Regions from separate parts of the Mus musculus genome. Here region 1 is linked to region 2. A link is a loop called in an ENCODE intact Hi-C map of the cell type or tissue named here. Cell type or tissue: gastrocnemius. All regions are shown on one strand.

The links. Hi-C counts contacts between places; a loop is a spot of excess contacts. Peaks named below come from ENCODE experiments on the same cell type or tissue, not always from the same donor. Only the 100,000 strongest peaks of a DNase experiment are listed, where the experiment ranks them.
Region 1: it touches region 2 in a loop (16-fold over the local background); 3 of 42 quality-filtered maps call a loop at or near these places.

What each region holds. Positions count from the first base shown.
Region 1 is chr11:60,720,768-60,728,767 of GRCm38, reverse strand. Flii (flightless I actin binding protein) reads left to right here and starts at 1,505. Exons shown (of 30, transcript NM_022009.2): 1 at 1,505-1,641; 2 at 3,500-3,610; 3 at 3,906-3,977; 4 at 5,323-5,403; 5 at 5,683-5,768; 6 at 6,022-6,183; 7 at 6,370-6,473; 8 at 6,911-7,086; 9 at 7,164-7,321; 10 at 7,606-7,690; 11 at 7,983-8,000. The coding sequence starts at 1,579. Mief2 (mitochondrial elongation factor 2) reads right to left here and starts at 370. Exons shown (of 4, transcript NM_001009927.2): 1 at 201-370. It overlaps Mir5100 (microRNA 5100), which reads right to left and starts at 105; the gene lies at 42-105. In gastrocnemius, a CTCF peak has its summit at 1,466; DNase peaks (open chromatin) are centred at 369, 848 and 1,480; H3K4me3 peaks cover 3,097 bases; H3K27ac peaks cover 2,646 bases.
Region 2 is chr11:60,555,495-60,563,494 of GRCm38, reverse strand. Alkbh5 (alkB homolog 5, RNA demethylase) reads right to left here. Exons shown (of 4, transcript NM_172943.4): 4 at 4,983-8,000. It also overlaps the pseudogene Gm12628. Among named protein-coding and RNA genes, the nearest start is that of Alkbh5, 22 kb to the right of the region's middle. In gastrocnemius, no CTCF peak of the experiment used is centred here; a DNase peak (open chromatin) is centred at 3,966.

The sequences.
Region 1 (8,000 bases), 170 kb before region 2:
AGCGAAGTCACTGTGGCCCTGGAAATCGTGTGCAATACCCAAGTCGGGAAGAGGCACCGCTGGGATTCGAACTCTGCTCTTCAGTTCCCAAGTCCTCCCTCCCACCGCAGTGACCGCAGGCCACGCCCCCACCTGCCCCGGGATGCGCGCCACGCCCAGTGCTGGGAGACACCGGGCCACCCGGTGCGCTGTAGCCGTACCTGCGTCCGAGCGTCAGCGCATGGACCCAAGGACAGGGCGAGTAGGACCCTGGAGGCCCAGGACTCGCCTAGGAATGGAACGTTCAAACCCCGGGAACCGAACGCCGAGGCCCGAGGCGGCAAGTGACCCGAAAGGCACGCTGGATAAGCAGGCCTTCGCTCCAATCCGAGCGCACAACTCCTGCGCACACGTGCTCAAAACGGAGCAGCTCAGCCAATGATCGCCAGGCACGCCCCGGGACCGTCTGGGGCGGAAACCACAAGCATACTCCGGATTTAAAGGCGCAAGGTTATATTGATAGCGCAAGGGGGGCGGGGGAGGTGGTGAGTGTGACAATCATTCAGGGGCTTGTCTAGTTTACTTACTTTCGGGTGTTTTGTTTCTTGAGAAAGGGCCTCACACTAAAGCCACAACTGACATCGAATTCTCAGCAGTCGTACTTAGTCTCACATCTGACCTTGTGTGTACTTGTAATGAGAGCCTCAGTGTGGAGTCTGAGCTCATGGTCCCTTGGTGGGCCAGGCAGACAAAACTGCAGTTAGCCCAAAGGCCCACATTCTGCCTCTCAAGTTCGCCCCTGTTAGAGTGCCTGGTGGTTCCATTTCCGTTTGGCCTGCCTGACACATAATGGGAAAAGAGCTCTGCCATCTGTCGTGGGAACTCTATCAGTCTCTTCCCTCCTGAAACCCGGGATGCCAGACCCTGGACTTCCATAGAACAGCTGTGTCTGTTTATGGGAAACCTACTGTATGCTGGCCAGGGCAAGATGGCCACTAAGAGCTTGGCCCAGGAGATATACACTGATCTAGAGCACAAAACAAATCAATAAAGAATGGTGACTGGAGTCCTGATGCCAAGGGAGAATTGTGAGTGTTTGTGCAGCCTGCTCTCTAAGCTGCCACATGTGAGTACTCTGGCAACTTTGGGGACCGTGTTACACATGATCAAAGTTGAGTCCTGAAGCTGAAGGATTAGGTCCCAAAGCCCCGGAAGTCTCACCACTACCACCACCACCACCACCACTGATCCCTCACACACAAACTGCCTGTGTCCCTGACGTTGTTACCACCATCACTCCTGGGTCACGGCCAGCCCCAGAGGCTACAGCAGCCCAAGCGACAGTGCCTGGACCCCACCCTCCACGTTCCGACAGGAGACTGGAAGTGTTGATCATCTCCAGCGGGACCCCTACAGGCCTCCCCAGAACTCTGGTCCCAGGGAGGCCTCGCAGCTCTGGGAGTCGCCTAGCAGCACTTCCCGCAGAGGCCGCGGCCGGGAGGCGGCGCGCGCGGGTTAAAGGGGCGGGGCCGGCGCTGACCCAGCCCGCGGCTCTCGGCCGCCCCGCGTCCTCCCTGCCCGTAAGAGAGCTGCGCCACCATGGAGGCCACCGGGGTGCTGCCGTTCGTGCGCGGCGTGGACCTCAGCGGCAACGACTTCAAGGTTAGCTGGGGGAGAAGGGGAAAGGCGACCCCTAGGCCGTCTCCCCGGGCCGCTTCCTCTGCGCTTCCGGGACCGGCGGGCGGGGCGGGCGGGCCTCCGCGAGTCTTCCCGGGCCTGCCCCGCCCGGGGCGGAAGACCTGGGCGGGGGCTCCGGGGGTCTGGGGCCGCGCGGGATTTGAGCCCTCAGGCCGCGAACCGGACCCCATGCCACCGAGGGAATACGCCCTAGCCAGCCACCGCCCCACACTGTGGTCTCGGGACGTCACTTCTCCCTCCGCGAACTCGGGGTTCTCTCCAGTCCTAGGGGCTCAGGAACAGCCCGTTTGGTGGCGTGTAATGGAAAGAGATCTGTTAGTAAGGAGTGTGACAGGTGCGCCAGGTCCTAGGCGGCAAGTCTGTTCAACTGCTAGACTAGGGGGACAAGCAGCCAGCAGCCCTGGTTCTTGACTATAAAGAGCCAGGCTATGGGCGTGGTGGTGCACGCCTCTAATTCCAGCTCTTGGGAGGCGGAGGCAGGTGGATCTTTGACTTCGTGGTCAGCCTGCTCTTAAAAGCAAGTTCCCGGACAGCCATAGCTATATCGAGAAACCCTGTCTTGACTTGAAGAAAAAAAAAATGTGCCGGCTAGACCCAGGCCCAAAGAGAGAAAAGCTGGCCCCGAAGGACAGCTCAGAAGCCTGGACCTTCTCCACCGCCTGGTCGAGTCCTTTAGATATCAGATTGGGGGATGCAGGAGGAGGTGGGCTCCTCCCGTGTTCACCTGCACACGGACACATGTTGGATCCCGTACACTGTGGGCATCACTTCATCCTGTCTACATACCCACCATCCTCACTTGTGGTCTCTATTCTCTCTCCACTGGGAACGTCTGAGTTACCTTAGGGAACGTGACTGGAAGAAGAGGTGTTACAGTAGCAAAAGGCAATTGAGCTTCATGCTGCTCAGATGTCAAAACTGCCAGGAGTAGCCTGGAGGGAGTGGCAAATGCCTTTAATTCCAACACTGGGGAGGCAGAGGCAGGCAGATCTCTGAGTTAGAGGCCAGCCTGGACACAAAATGAGTTCCAGGACAGCAGGGACTACACAGAGAAACCCTGTAATTGGGAGTTACAGGGGGACAAAACCTTAGGCTGGTGTGGTGGCACAGACCTTTAATTCCAGCATTCAGGAGGCAGAGGCAGGTGGATCTCTGTGAGTCTGAGGCCAGCCTGGTCTACAGAGTGAGTTCCAGGACAGCCAAGGCTACACACAGAGAAACCCTGTCTTTAATTTAAAAAAATAATTATTTATTATTTATATGTAAGTACACTGTATCTGTCTTCAGACACACCAGTAGAGGGTGTCAGATGTCATTACAGATGATTGTAAGCCACCATGTGGTTGCTAGAATTTGAACTCAGGACCTTCATAAAAACAGTCAGTGCTCTTAACCACTGAGCTATCTCTCCAGCCCCAAGAAACCCTGTCTTGAAAAACAACAAACAAAAAGGCCAGGGATGCTGAAGTGGGCATTGCATGTGAGGAATGAATGAATGAATGAATGACACTGTTCAAGGAACATTGGGGAGCTGGGCTCTTAGTGCAATCCCAGACAGCCAAACTGCCTTGGAACCCCAGGCAAAGCAATGTGAGTTCCACTAAGCACAGTGGAATGCTGAGGAACCCTTGAAACACACCAGGGACAGACTCCAGCTGGAGAGACACGTTTGGGCCAGGATGTTTGTCCTTTGGGAGCTTTCGTTTAGTGCCATTCTGTGAGTAAGAAAGAGAAATGTTCTCTAGGGACCACAGAAGGTGATGAGAGGAGGCACTCATCTCCTAGACTGTCCTCACCCTCCTGTTTCCTCCCCACCCCCCAGGGTGGCTACTTCCCTGAGAATGTTAAGGCTATGACCAGCCTGCGATGGCTAAAGCTGAATCGCACAGGCCTCTGCTACCTGCCTGAAGAACTTGCGGCTCTGCAGAAGCTGGTAAGGGATGTAGGCGGCGGGGCGCGGGGAGGGTCCTATCCTAGGGGCTAGGCCAGGTTGGCATACTCTGCAAAAAAGGGGAGTGGAATCAAGAGAAAACAGAAATAGCTGTGGGTGAAGCTGATGGTGTGTGTGTGGGGGCACATCCACCTGGGAGGTATGCAAGGCAGGTGATGGTGTGTAAAGGAGAGGGGACTGTTGGGATGGCCTTCCCAGATGGTGCAGTTACAGGGCTGCAGGCAGGGGCTGGATACCTTAGGTCCCCACCTGAACCTTTGACTCTTGTCCTGTCCAGGAGCACCTGTCTGTGAGCCACAACCATCTGACCACGCTTCACGGCGAACTGTCTAGCCTGCCTTCGCTTCGGGTGAGTGTTCGCCTGGGCTGCGGTAGGGTCAGGCGCGGGCCAGTGTCTCCACCCTCCTCCCCTCTGTGCCCGTGTTGCTGCAAGAGAGCTCATATGAATGGGAGAACTTTCTGAGAGAAAAGAGAGGACATTTCAAAACCCACCACCTCTCTGGATGGCTGTGAACACAGCAGTGTAGGCAGAACACAGTACTAGGCCACATTAGTGTGTCTAGTGTGCTTCTAACCTACCACATAGGTAAAGACTCTAGCCACACAAAAGTCACCCCCAGACAGCAGTGTAGCTGGTGTGACTGGGCCTAGAAGGTAGCTTGAAAATCAGGCCCTTGCCAGCCTTACAGGCTTCAGTTAGGATTATCCTTCACAGGGCCAGAACCCCAAGATGTTCAGAGTCCAGGATCTGGACTTGGGCTCCCTGACTCTAAACCAGGGCTTTGCCACTTAACTGGCTTAGTTACTTTTCTGTTGTGACAAAGCACAGGACTAAGGCAACTTAAAGAATATATTTCATTTGGAGATTCACAGTTCCAAGGGCTAGAGTCCACGACCATCTCAGTGAGGGGAACATGACAGCAGGCAGGCAGGCATGGCACTGGAGCAGTAGCTGAGAGCTCATGTGTTGAGACAACCATGAAGCAGAAAGAACTAGCTGGGAGTGGTGTGGGCTTTTGAAACCTCAAAGCTTGCCTTCGGTGATATACCTCCTCCAATAAGGCCACACCTCCTAGCCCTTCCCAAACAGCTCTACCAGTTAGGGACCAAGCATTCAAATATATGTGTCTATGGGGGCCATTCACATCTACACCATCACATTGGCTAAGTAGCTTTGGCAAGTTCCTCCATTTCCTCCAGCAGGTAGGTTGCACTTAAAAAAATAGATTGCAGGGCCGGGCATGGTGGCGCATGCCTTTGATCCCAGCACTCAGTAGGCAGAGGCAGGCAGATCTCTTGAGTTTGAGGCCAACCTGGTCTACACATTGAGTTTTAGGATCTACATAATGAGACCCTGTCTTGGTTAAAAAAAAAAAAAAAAAGGTGAGTGGGGATACAGTCCAGTGACAACATGCATGCTTTTCACACGTAAAGCCTTGGGCTTCCATCCTAGTACCATAACTCTGAGGGCCCCATATTGGCCTTGGAGGCACGCTGACATTGGGTTTTAAAGTTTGAAGAGGCACTCACTGGGAGGCTGGGAGAAGCCCACCAGATGTCGTGTGTGAGCAAAGGTCAGAGGAGGGAGAATTCTCAGACCTGGCCTCCAGTTTCCGAAGGAGCTCCCCACCTGGCCTGAGCTTCTCTCTCAGAGCAGAAAATGAGGATCCCAAGTTCTTTCCTTATACTCCTAGGCCATTGTAGCTCGGGCCAACAGCCTGAAGAATTCCGGAGTCCCTGATGACATCTTCAAGCTGGATGATCTCTCTGTTCTGGTCAGTGGTTACCTGCCCATCTGGCCCCTGTGATGCTCATTCAGTCCTCACTCATAGCTGCCTCAAGGGCCGCCATCATCCCTTAGAGTGGTCAATGCTGAGCCCACATCACTTGTACACTCAGTTCCCTAGCCCAGTCCCCTTTTCACTCAATCTATATCCCTGAACGTTCTTGTCACTCCATGTCCAATGTCCTGCCAGATCCCTGGGTATGGCAGAGGCATGGGGACGGTGTGTGTGTGGGGGGCACCCTGGCCTGACCTTGTCCCTGCTCCCTAGGACTTGAGCCATAACCAGTTGACAGAATGCCCACGGGAGCTGGAGAATGCCAAGAACATGCTGGTGCTCAACCTCAGCCACAACGGGTACTGGGGAGATCAAGGGCATGGCAGGTGGGCCGTGCAGAGCCAGGTGGGCAGTGCAGAGCCAGGTGCAGAGCCAGGTGGGCAGTGCAGAGCCAGGTGCAGAGCCAGGTGGGCAGTGCAGAGCCAGGTGAGGAGCCAGGTGGGCAGTGCAGAGCCAGGTGCAGAGCCAGGTGGGCAGTGCAGAGCCAGGTGGGCAGTGCAGAGCCAGGTGGGATGGAAGACTGATTTTCAGGCTTTCCCCTCTGTACTACAGCATCGACTCCATCCCCAACCAGCTGTTCATCAACCTTACGGACTTGCTGTACCTGGACCTCAGTGAAAACCGCCTAGAGAGCCTTCCCCCTCAAATGCGCCGCCTCGTGCACCTTCAGACACTGGTGCTGAATGGAAACCCGCTGCTACATGCACAGCTCCGGTAGGTGCCTTGCTTTTCCTTGCTTCCTAGGAGTCCTGACCCTTCCCACCCTAGGCCTCAGGCCTCAGCACTGGCCTGTGCTTGCTATACATCTTGTCCCCCTCTTTGGTCATGCCCTCCTGCCCACTCCATCCCTAGAGTCCCTTGAGTGGACTTACCCTAGGGTGGCAAATCCTTTCCTCACAGGCAGCTCCCAGCCATGATGGCCCTACAGACCCTGCATCTGAGGAACACTCAACGCACCCAGAGCAACCTCCCCACCAGCCTGGAGGGCCTGAGCAACCTTTCAGGTCTGGACTGTCTGGGGAGCCCCTAAGGTTCTCACCCCTTTGAGCTTACCAGCTTCCTTGGGAATAAAGGGGCCGAGTCCTGCTTCTTGTCATGTCTCGCAGATATGTTAGGTAGGGGCTTGCTGTGTGACTCTGGCTGCCTGGCCTGGCTTGATACTTACTGTGTAGGCAGATTGGCCTTGAACTCATAGCGGTCCCCTGTCTGAGCATCTCAAGTGCTGACATTACAGTTCTGCACACAGTGGTCAATTTCCATTGGGTTTCTGTCACTAGGCCACCTGCTATGAGGAGTCTCTCAAGTGTAGAAACTGCAGGTCATACAAATTACTTGCCTAAGACCACACAACCTGGTTGTAGAATAGTTGGAATTCACACTGAGGCTTGTTCCTGGTGACTGCTGTATGGGTCCTAACTGATGTGCCCTTCCAATGTCCCAGATGTGGACCTGTCGTGCAATGACTTGACAAGGGTGCCGGAGTGCCTGTACACCCTCCCCAGCCTGCGCCGCCTCAACCTCAGTAGCAACCAGATTGCAGAGCTGTCCCTGTGCATCGACCAGTGGGTGCACCTGGAGACCTTGAATCTGTCCCGGAACCAGCTCACCTCCCTGCCTGTGAGCCTGTGCCTGGGACATTGGGTGGGCCAGGCAGGAGTGCTGGTTCTGTTCTAACTGACTTCCTGCTTCTCTAGTCAGCCATCTGCAAGCTCACCAAGCTGAAGAAGCTGTACCTCAACTCCAACAAGCTGGACTTTGATGGGCTGCCTTCTGGCATCGGCAAGCTCACCAGCCTGGAGGAATTCATGGCTGCCAACAACAACCTAGAACTGATTCCTGAAAGTCTCTGCAGGTGCTGGGCAGGCTGGCGTGGGGTGGGAGCTCACACTTGGCGATCTGTCTGCATCCTGCTAATGACTGATTTGCCTTTAGGGATGAGACCCATCCCACCCCACACCCAACTTGAGGTTCTCAGAGTACCTGTTAGGAAGCTAGTGTGGTCCCATCCTCTTCTGAAAATCACTGGCCCTCATATGGATCCCTTGCTCTAAGACAAAGAATTGGGAAGTCACCTTTCGCCTGGCCCTAACTGGAACGCCAGATCCCCTAAGGCTCTGTCGGGCTCTGTCTTTACAGGTGCCCAAAACTGAAGAAACTCGTCCTGAATAAGAACCGCCTGGTGACCCTTCCTGAGGCCATCCACTTCCTGACAGAGATCCAGGTCAGGCAGCTGGGCCAGTGTTGGAGTAGAGGCAGGGTATCAGGAAAGATGGATGGAGCAGAGGGTGTGCCTGTATCTCAGACTGAGAGACCCAGCAGTAGCCTTCCAGGGTCAGTGCTACTGGGGTGAGCACCTTCTTCACAGCACACCTTTGTGTCTGTCACTGAAGCCCCACAGGCAGCTGCAGAGTAGCCAGGGTCAGAACTTAGTTCCTGGTCCCAGGCAGAGACTGAAATTAGAGGCTGCTTGGAGGTAAGTGTCCAGACCAGCAGCACCTCTGCTCACGTAACAGGTCCTGGATGTTCGAGAA
Region 2 (8,000 bases):
AGTCCCTGATTCTTGCAGGAATGCAGATAGGCTGACACACCCTATGCACTGGCATATTCCATCCAGGGGCTGACTAGGGAAGAAAGGATGGGGTGGGTCATCACCTCTGAGTCCATTTTTCAGAGGAGAAAACAGGCTCTCAGAAGGAACAGGCCAAGGGGGATGTTGAGTCCCAGCTAGACTGGAATACATCCTGAGACTGCCAATAAAGAACAGGTAAGGGGCTGGAGAGATGGCTGAGTGCTTAAGGGCACTGACTGCTCTTCTGAAGGTCCTGAGTTCAAATCCCAGCAACCACATGAAGGCTCACAAATTCTATAACAAGATGTGACTCCCTCTTCTGGGGTGTCTGAAGACATCAGCTACAGTGTACTTACATATAATAGATAATAAATACAAGTTAAAAAATAAAAAGTCAAAGATAATACGTCCGTTCATCCTTCACCTGAGGTAGGACTCACCTTGACACAGGCCTGACCATGGATATTGGTATGAGCTCTTCTTTTTTTTTTTTTTTTTTAATTAGGTATTTTCCTCTTTTACATTTTCAATGCTATCCCAAAAGTCCGCCATACCCACCCCCCCAATCCCCTACCCACCCACTCCCCCTTTTTGGCCCTGGGGTTCCCCTGTACTGGGGCATATAAAGTTTTCAATTCCAATGGGCCTCTCCTTGCATTGATGGCCGACTAGGCCATCTTTTGATACATATGCAGTTAGAGACAAGAGCTCCGGAGTATTGGTTAGGTCATATTGTTGTTCCACCTATAGGGTTACAGGTCCCTTTAGCTTCTTGGGTAATTTTTCTAGCTCCTCCATTGAGGGCCGTGTGACCCATCCAATAGCTGACTGTGATCATCCACTTCTGTGTTTGTTAGGCCCCGGCATAGTCTCACCAGAGACAGCTATATCTGGGTCCTTTCAGCAAAATCTTGCTAGTGTATGCAATGGTGTCAGCGTTTGGAAGTTGATTATGGGATGGATCCCTGCATATGGCAATCACTAGATGGTCCATCCTTTCGTCACAGCTCCAAATTTTGTCTCTGTAACTCCTTCCATGGGTGTTTTGTTCCCATTTCTAAGAAGGGGCAACGTGTCCACACTTTGGTCTTCGTTCTTCTTGAATTTCATGCGTTTAGCAAATTGTATCTTATATCTTGGGTATCCTAAGTTTCTGGGCTAATATCCACTTATCAATGAGTACATATTGTGCGAGTTCCTTTGTGATTGGGTTACCTCATTCAGGATGATGCCCTCCAGGTCCATCCATTTGCCTAGGAATTTCATGAATTCATTTTTTAAATAGCTGAGTAGTATTCCATTGTGTAAATGTACCACATTTTCTGTATCCATTCCTCTGTTGAGGGGCATCTGGGTTCTTTCCAGCTTCTGGCTATTATAAATAAGGCTGCTATGAGCATAGTGGAGCATGTGTCCTTCTTACCTGTTGGGACATCTTCTATATGCCTAGGAGAGGATCCTCCGGTAGTACTATGTCCAATTTTCTGAGGAACCACCAGACTGATTTCCAGAGTGGTTGTACAAGCTTGCAATCCCACCAACAATGGAGGAGTGTTCCTCTTTTTCCATATCCTGGCCAGCATCTGCTGTCACCTGAATTTTTGATCTTAGCCATTCTGACTGGAGTGAAGTGGAATCTCAGGGTTGTTTTGATTTGCATTTCCCTGATGATTAAGGATGTTGAACATTTTTTCAGGTGCTTCTCAGCCATTCAATATTCCTCAGGTGAGAATTCTTTGTTCAGCTCTGAGCCCCATTTTTTAATGGGGTTATTTGATTTTCTGGAGTCCACCTTCTTGAGTTCTTTATATATATTGGATATTAGTCCCCTATCTGATTTGGGATAGGTAAAGATCCTTTCCCAATCTGTTGGTGGCCTTTGTGTCTTATTGACAGTGTCTTTTGCGTTGCAGAAGCTTTGCAATTTTATGAGGTCCCATTTATTGATTCTCGATCTTACAGCACAAGCCATTGCTGTTCTATTCAGGAATTTTTCCCCTGAACCCATATCTTCGAGGCTTTTCCCTACTTTCTCCTCTATAAGTTTCAGTGTCTCTGGTTTTATGTGGAGTTCCTTAATCCACTTAGATTTGACCTTAGTACAAGAGCTCTTCTTTTAAAACATTTCATTTTTTCTACCACTAGGAGGCCAATTGGCAGAGGTCAACATGCAGATCTTTGTGAAGACCCTGACAGGCAAGACCATCACTTTTGAGGTTGAGCCCAGTGACACCATCAAGAATGTCAAGGTCAAGATCCAAGACAAGGAAGGCATCCCAGTTGACCAGCAGAGGCTGGTATTTGCCGGCAAACAGCTGCAGGATGGACGCACCCTTTCCAACTACTACATCCAGAACCATTCCACCTTGTACCTGGTGCTGCGTCTGCGAGGTGGCATCCTTGAGCCCTGCCAGTGTCAGCTTGCCCAGAAGGACAAGTAACAAGATGATCTGCTGCAAGTGCTACACATGCCTGCACCCTCGTGCAGTCGACTGCTGCAAGAAGTGGGGCCATACCAACAACCTGCACCCCCAAAATAAGGTCAAATGAAGATGAGGTCATAGCTGGAGTGACCCTGAGATCAAATAAAGTCCCCTTCCATCAACTGGAAACAAAGTATTTTATTTATTCTTCCTAGTGTATGCACATGAGTGCACCTGTATATGCATACATGTATGATGTGGGAGTGAGGCACATACAGACAACTTGGTGGACTCAGTTTTCTTTCTCCTACCTTTTCCTTGGGGTTCTGGGGACCAAACTCAGATCATCAGACTTGGCAGCAAGTGTCCTTACCTGTTCAGCTCTCTCTGTTTCCCTGGCTCTAGGATAGCTACCTGTGGCTGTGAGCAAGACTTGGGTATATCTACTGGGAGGGTGGCTTTGAGGCTGTAAGAACGGGTGCTATATAATCCATTCCTGTCTGTGATTCCAGGTTCTAACACACTGCCTCTGCCATCTCCTTCCATTTCCTCACTGTAGAATGGGCGCAATATTCCTCTATTAGTTAATACTGTGAGTTGTCTGTGCAGGCAACCCTTCCTTTTATGCCACACTCATTTTGTATATGTGAATTGTTCATTGTGTGTTTCTGTGTCTCTGTGTGTGTGTGTTGTTGTTGCTGTTTTGAGATAGGGTTTCTCTGTGTAGCTCTGGCTGTCCTTGAACTTGTTTAGTAGACCAGGCTGGCCTTGAACTTAGAGATCTGCCTGCCTCTGCCTCCTGAGTGCTGTCAGCTAAAGCCTATGGTTATTTTACAGAGGAAGACACTGAAGCCAGAGAGGATGCTGCTTGTTCCCGACAGTTGTAGAATTAGGATTTGACTCTAAGTGTGGTGTTAAAAATTGTAAGAATTGAATGGGGGCTGGAAAGATGGCTCAGTGGAAAGAGTGCTGACTGCTCTTCCAGAGGTCCTGAGTTCAATTCCCAGCTACCATGTGGTGTCTTACACCATCTGTAATGAGAATGATGCTCTCTTCTAGAGTGTCTGAAGACAGCAACAGTGTACTCACATACATAAAATAAATCTTAAAAAAAGAATTAAATATGATAATAAAGAAGGGAAATGTGATAGGCGTCCAGCTTCGAGAGGAAACATAGGAGCTATATAGCATACCCTAGGAAGTCAGTACTAAGAAGCACCCCTAGTAACTCAGGAGAGCCCAGGCCCTGTAAGAGAACCTTGAGCAATTCTACCACTTGAGATGTGATAGGTGCACCCTTCTCTCTAAGGTGGGGTGAGGTCAACATTGCAGGCAATCTGTTCACAGCTCATGGATCCCTGATGGCATCTGCTTGTCTTCAGGTTGTATGCCTTTAAGCAAGTATAGCCACAAATACCCTGGCAATGTAGAACAGAAGCAGCGGGCAGCCTCAGGCAGATCATGTGATCTCTGGGTACTTAGTTCCATCCATATGCAGGACTGGCTGATCTGCTTGCCACCAGGAAATAATGCCATCGGGGCTCTGCTGCCACACTGAGGACACAGGGAGAACTGCAGCAATGCATGTCTGGTAAAGAGTTGGTGGATCTCAAACTGGGCTCCTGCACCCACAATAGATTTGGGGCCCTCAGTTCCCTGGCTATACAAGTCCTCATCCTCGTTGCTTGACAGTGCAGTGACTCCTACTAATTTTGACTCTTCACAAGAGCTCACCAGACCAGGTTCCTCCTGCCAAAAGCCCACAAATAACACCCAGGAGTATCCCACACTAGCTGCAAAATTCAACTAGCAAATCTTGTTTAAGAGGGTGTAATTCAGTGGTAGTGTGCCTGCCCAACACACCAAGTCCTTTGTTCAATTCCTAGCACCAAAATAATATGGCGTGTGTGTATATATATCAGATGCATTCTCACAAACTTCCTGTGTCAGTTAACATTGGAATTCAGAGTACAGGACTTAGTTTTACTGGGGTTTTTTTGTTTGTTTGTTTGTTTTTCCTAGCATTCTCCCTGTTCTGAGTTTGGTCCCCAGCACTGAAGGAGGGGAGAAATAACTATACAGAATTGAAATTATATTAAAAACAAAGGTACTGATATTCCAAAGTAAGGCTTTTTGTTGTTCACCGCATTTACTGTTCTTTTCACCCAGAACCCGTGCTCTTCTGCATGTTTTCCCAGTGCGGGCATTACCAGTGTATTTATTGTTACCTAGGGTCTGCGTTGTCTGTGTGGATGGTGCTGGGATTGAACACACGTTAGGTAAGCTATCTATCCAATCCTATGCGATTCCCAGCAGACAAACAATAACTGAAAAGCCAGATTCCAAACAGAAACAAGAGTTTTAATGATCTCCAGCAACCACATGGGACAGCTTAGTCTGTTAATCCTAGCTCCCTGGGGTGCTATTCTCTCTTCTGGGTCCTCAGGCACCTGCCTGCATGTGCATGAGCCCACACCAGACAGACCACAGTCAAGTTAAAAAAAAAAAAAAAAAAAAAAAAAACTCAAACAGGTGAAATTAATTTAAATAATGTATTTTATTTAACTCAGTATGTCCAAAATAGTATTTCAACATGTAATCAATATAAAGTTATCAATTATATATTTTACATTCTTTTTAATACTAACTTCAAATTCTGGTGTATAAAGCATATCTCAATTGAAACTAGCCATATTTCAAGTGCTCAAAAGCCGGAGTCCAGTGGTTCCAGATTGGACAGCATAGGTTTAAACTTAAGAAAGCAATGAGCTGCTGGGGCATAGGTAACATTTACAAGGCCTAGAATGCACAAGGCCCTCACCTAATCCCCAGCACTACAGAAAAAAATACAAGCAAGCAATGGAGTAATTATCATCATCCAGATTAAATTTTAAAATAGTGCTGAGGCTAAGAAATTTCAATCGAAATTAATACAATTTCTTTGAGGAATCAATAGGCCACAGATTTAGTAACAATTTCTGAAGAAAGAGCAGCATCGTAAGCTGCATGTCGGCCCCCAAGGTTCTCAGGTTCTAGTTTCTGGAAGGCATATACTTTATTTTTATAAGGAGTAGGTGGGAGTTAGGGTGTGGATCAGTGGTAGAGTCCTTGCTTAACACTGGAGAGGCGCTGGGTTCCATCCCTAGCACTGTCAAAAAAAAAAAAAAAAAAAAAAAAAAAAAAAAAAAAAAAAAGGAAGTGGAGCTATGCAGCTGTGGAGTATATGGGAGTCCCTATATCCAAAGACAAATGCCCAACTAAGACAGACAGAAAAGGCTGGATGCAGTGGCAAGATTGCTATTTCAAGGATGGCCTGAGCTAGAGTGAGACCCTTTCTATCCTTTCTATACACACACACACACACACACACACACACACACACACACACACACACACACACACACACGGTGGGGTGCAGAGAGGCACTGAAATGTAGCATACAAAAAGAGGCCATGTGACTATGAATCTAGAGTACTTGCAACTAGAGTGGTTAGAGCCATACCAAGCCGCAAGAGGCAGGAATAGGCTTCCTACCAAAGTCTTAAGGAGAGCACAAAACAGTCTATATCTTTGTTGTTGAGACAGGGTCTCACAATGTAGCCTAGGCTGTCCTCAAGCTCCCTATGTAGACTAAACTGGCCTCAAACCTGCGACACTCCTGCTGGCATTACAGACAAGCACCATGCCTGGCTGCTTTGCTTTTTGAGACAAGGCCCAGGCAGGCCTTAAACTTTTGATCCTTCTGCCTCAGCCTGTGCTGGAATTAGAGGCACGCACCACCATACCTAGCAAATTTCTTTTGCTTTAAGCTCTCAAGTTTGTGGTAATGTTTTGGCAGCCATAGAAAACTAAGAGAAACTGGTAAAATGCATCTCCCTCACATGGTGTGTGAATTATAACCACAGGTAGATAATGAATTCCACACTTAAACAGAAAGCCAATTAAAATGTTCTGTGGGCAACAACTAACTACAGAGATTTACAAGCACACTGTACATGTTATTTACACTTACAGTTAATGGGCTCTACTGCCTTCCTATACATTATAGAACACCTTTACATGCATGTAAGCATGTCATATACAGGTCTGTTTCCCATCCTGAGCCTGGCCTACAGAACACTCTTCACACAACAAGGTTAAAGGAATGGAATGAGATCTTAGGTGGGTAGGGCTGGTACATCCAGTTGCTGTTAGAAAACTACTTTATAAACATGAAGACTGAGTCAGGGGCCAAACAAAGCTCTAGGCCCAGTGCCATGGCTAGAACAAGAAAGATTCAGAGTCAGGTGTGGGACTCTGAGAGACTTGCTTAAGGCTATTACTTCATAAGGACTGGGGGCACTATCCCAGGACAGACTGAAGCCTAGATCACTGGTATCAAAATCTCTTCCATCCCTTGTCCCTAGGAAGAGCCACCCAAGCATGGATTGGGATCTGCCCTTCTGCAACATCACAGCTGGGATGACATTTGGTGCTTCCTCTCAGTTCTAGTGTCATCCCAGTCCACTGCACAGTTCATACAGAGGCCCTGACCCTTCTAGACCTACCACTGCTTTTCAAACTGTTGGCCAGTCATTCTATGGGCAATGAAATGGCTTGACCAAGATTCACAGTGGCAATTTGAGCAAATTGGCTCAGATCACTGGAGCAGAGCTGGAGAGCTGCTGACAGTTGGCAATACCCTGGGATCCACATTAGGGACCCCAGTGGACTGGAGGAGCCCACTGAGTCCCAATCTCATCCTATCCTACCTGCTTTATCTACCAATGTTCTACACCCAGGGAGGCCAAGAGCCTAGCTGCTGAGTACAAGAATGGCCACGTCCTCTACCTGAGCTCCTCTGTCCCTGCTCCAGCTCCACCTGTGTTTGTACTGGCCTGCAGCTTCTCTACCAAGCCAGGGAGAGACTGTATCTTCTAGAATTCCATGAGGTGTATCCCTGGCCACCCTCCTTGAAGGGGAGAGGGCAGTGGGCAAACACAAGTCCACCTTTAGCCATCAATCAAGGGGTGTCAGTGACCAATCTTCAGAGGACTGGTGGGCAATAAATTAGCTTTCTCCAAATCCAGTTGGAAGGTCAAGAAAATAAATTAAGGGAAAAACCAAAGTCAGGCTTTCTCTCACCACAGCATCAGACAACTGTTTCAAAATATATTAGATTTGGTTTTTATTGTAGAGCACACACATATTAGGGCAAAGTGCTGCACACACAACTACAAATCATTTTTTGGAAAAGAGCAGTAAAAAACAAGAAAACAAAACAAAACAAAAACCCCAAACCACAGAAGATCTGTGACTGCTTTAGTTATGCAGTCTCAACTTGAGGGCTCCACACTGGCAAAGGATCTGACCCCAAAGAGACTTCCTGATGACTGGGTGCTCCCACACCTCTGCAGCCACTGAGGCCCGAGAGCCAGACCTTTGTGTACTTAGAGTGGTGGTGGCATGGCTGCTTAGAAGGCCTCTGTTTTCAGCAGGCTCAGTCCTGGCCTGGCTGCCAAAGTCAATCCTAATGAACCCCACCTTCCAGGATCTAAATAGGCAGAAACTCTCAAA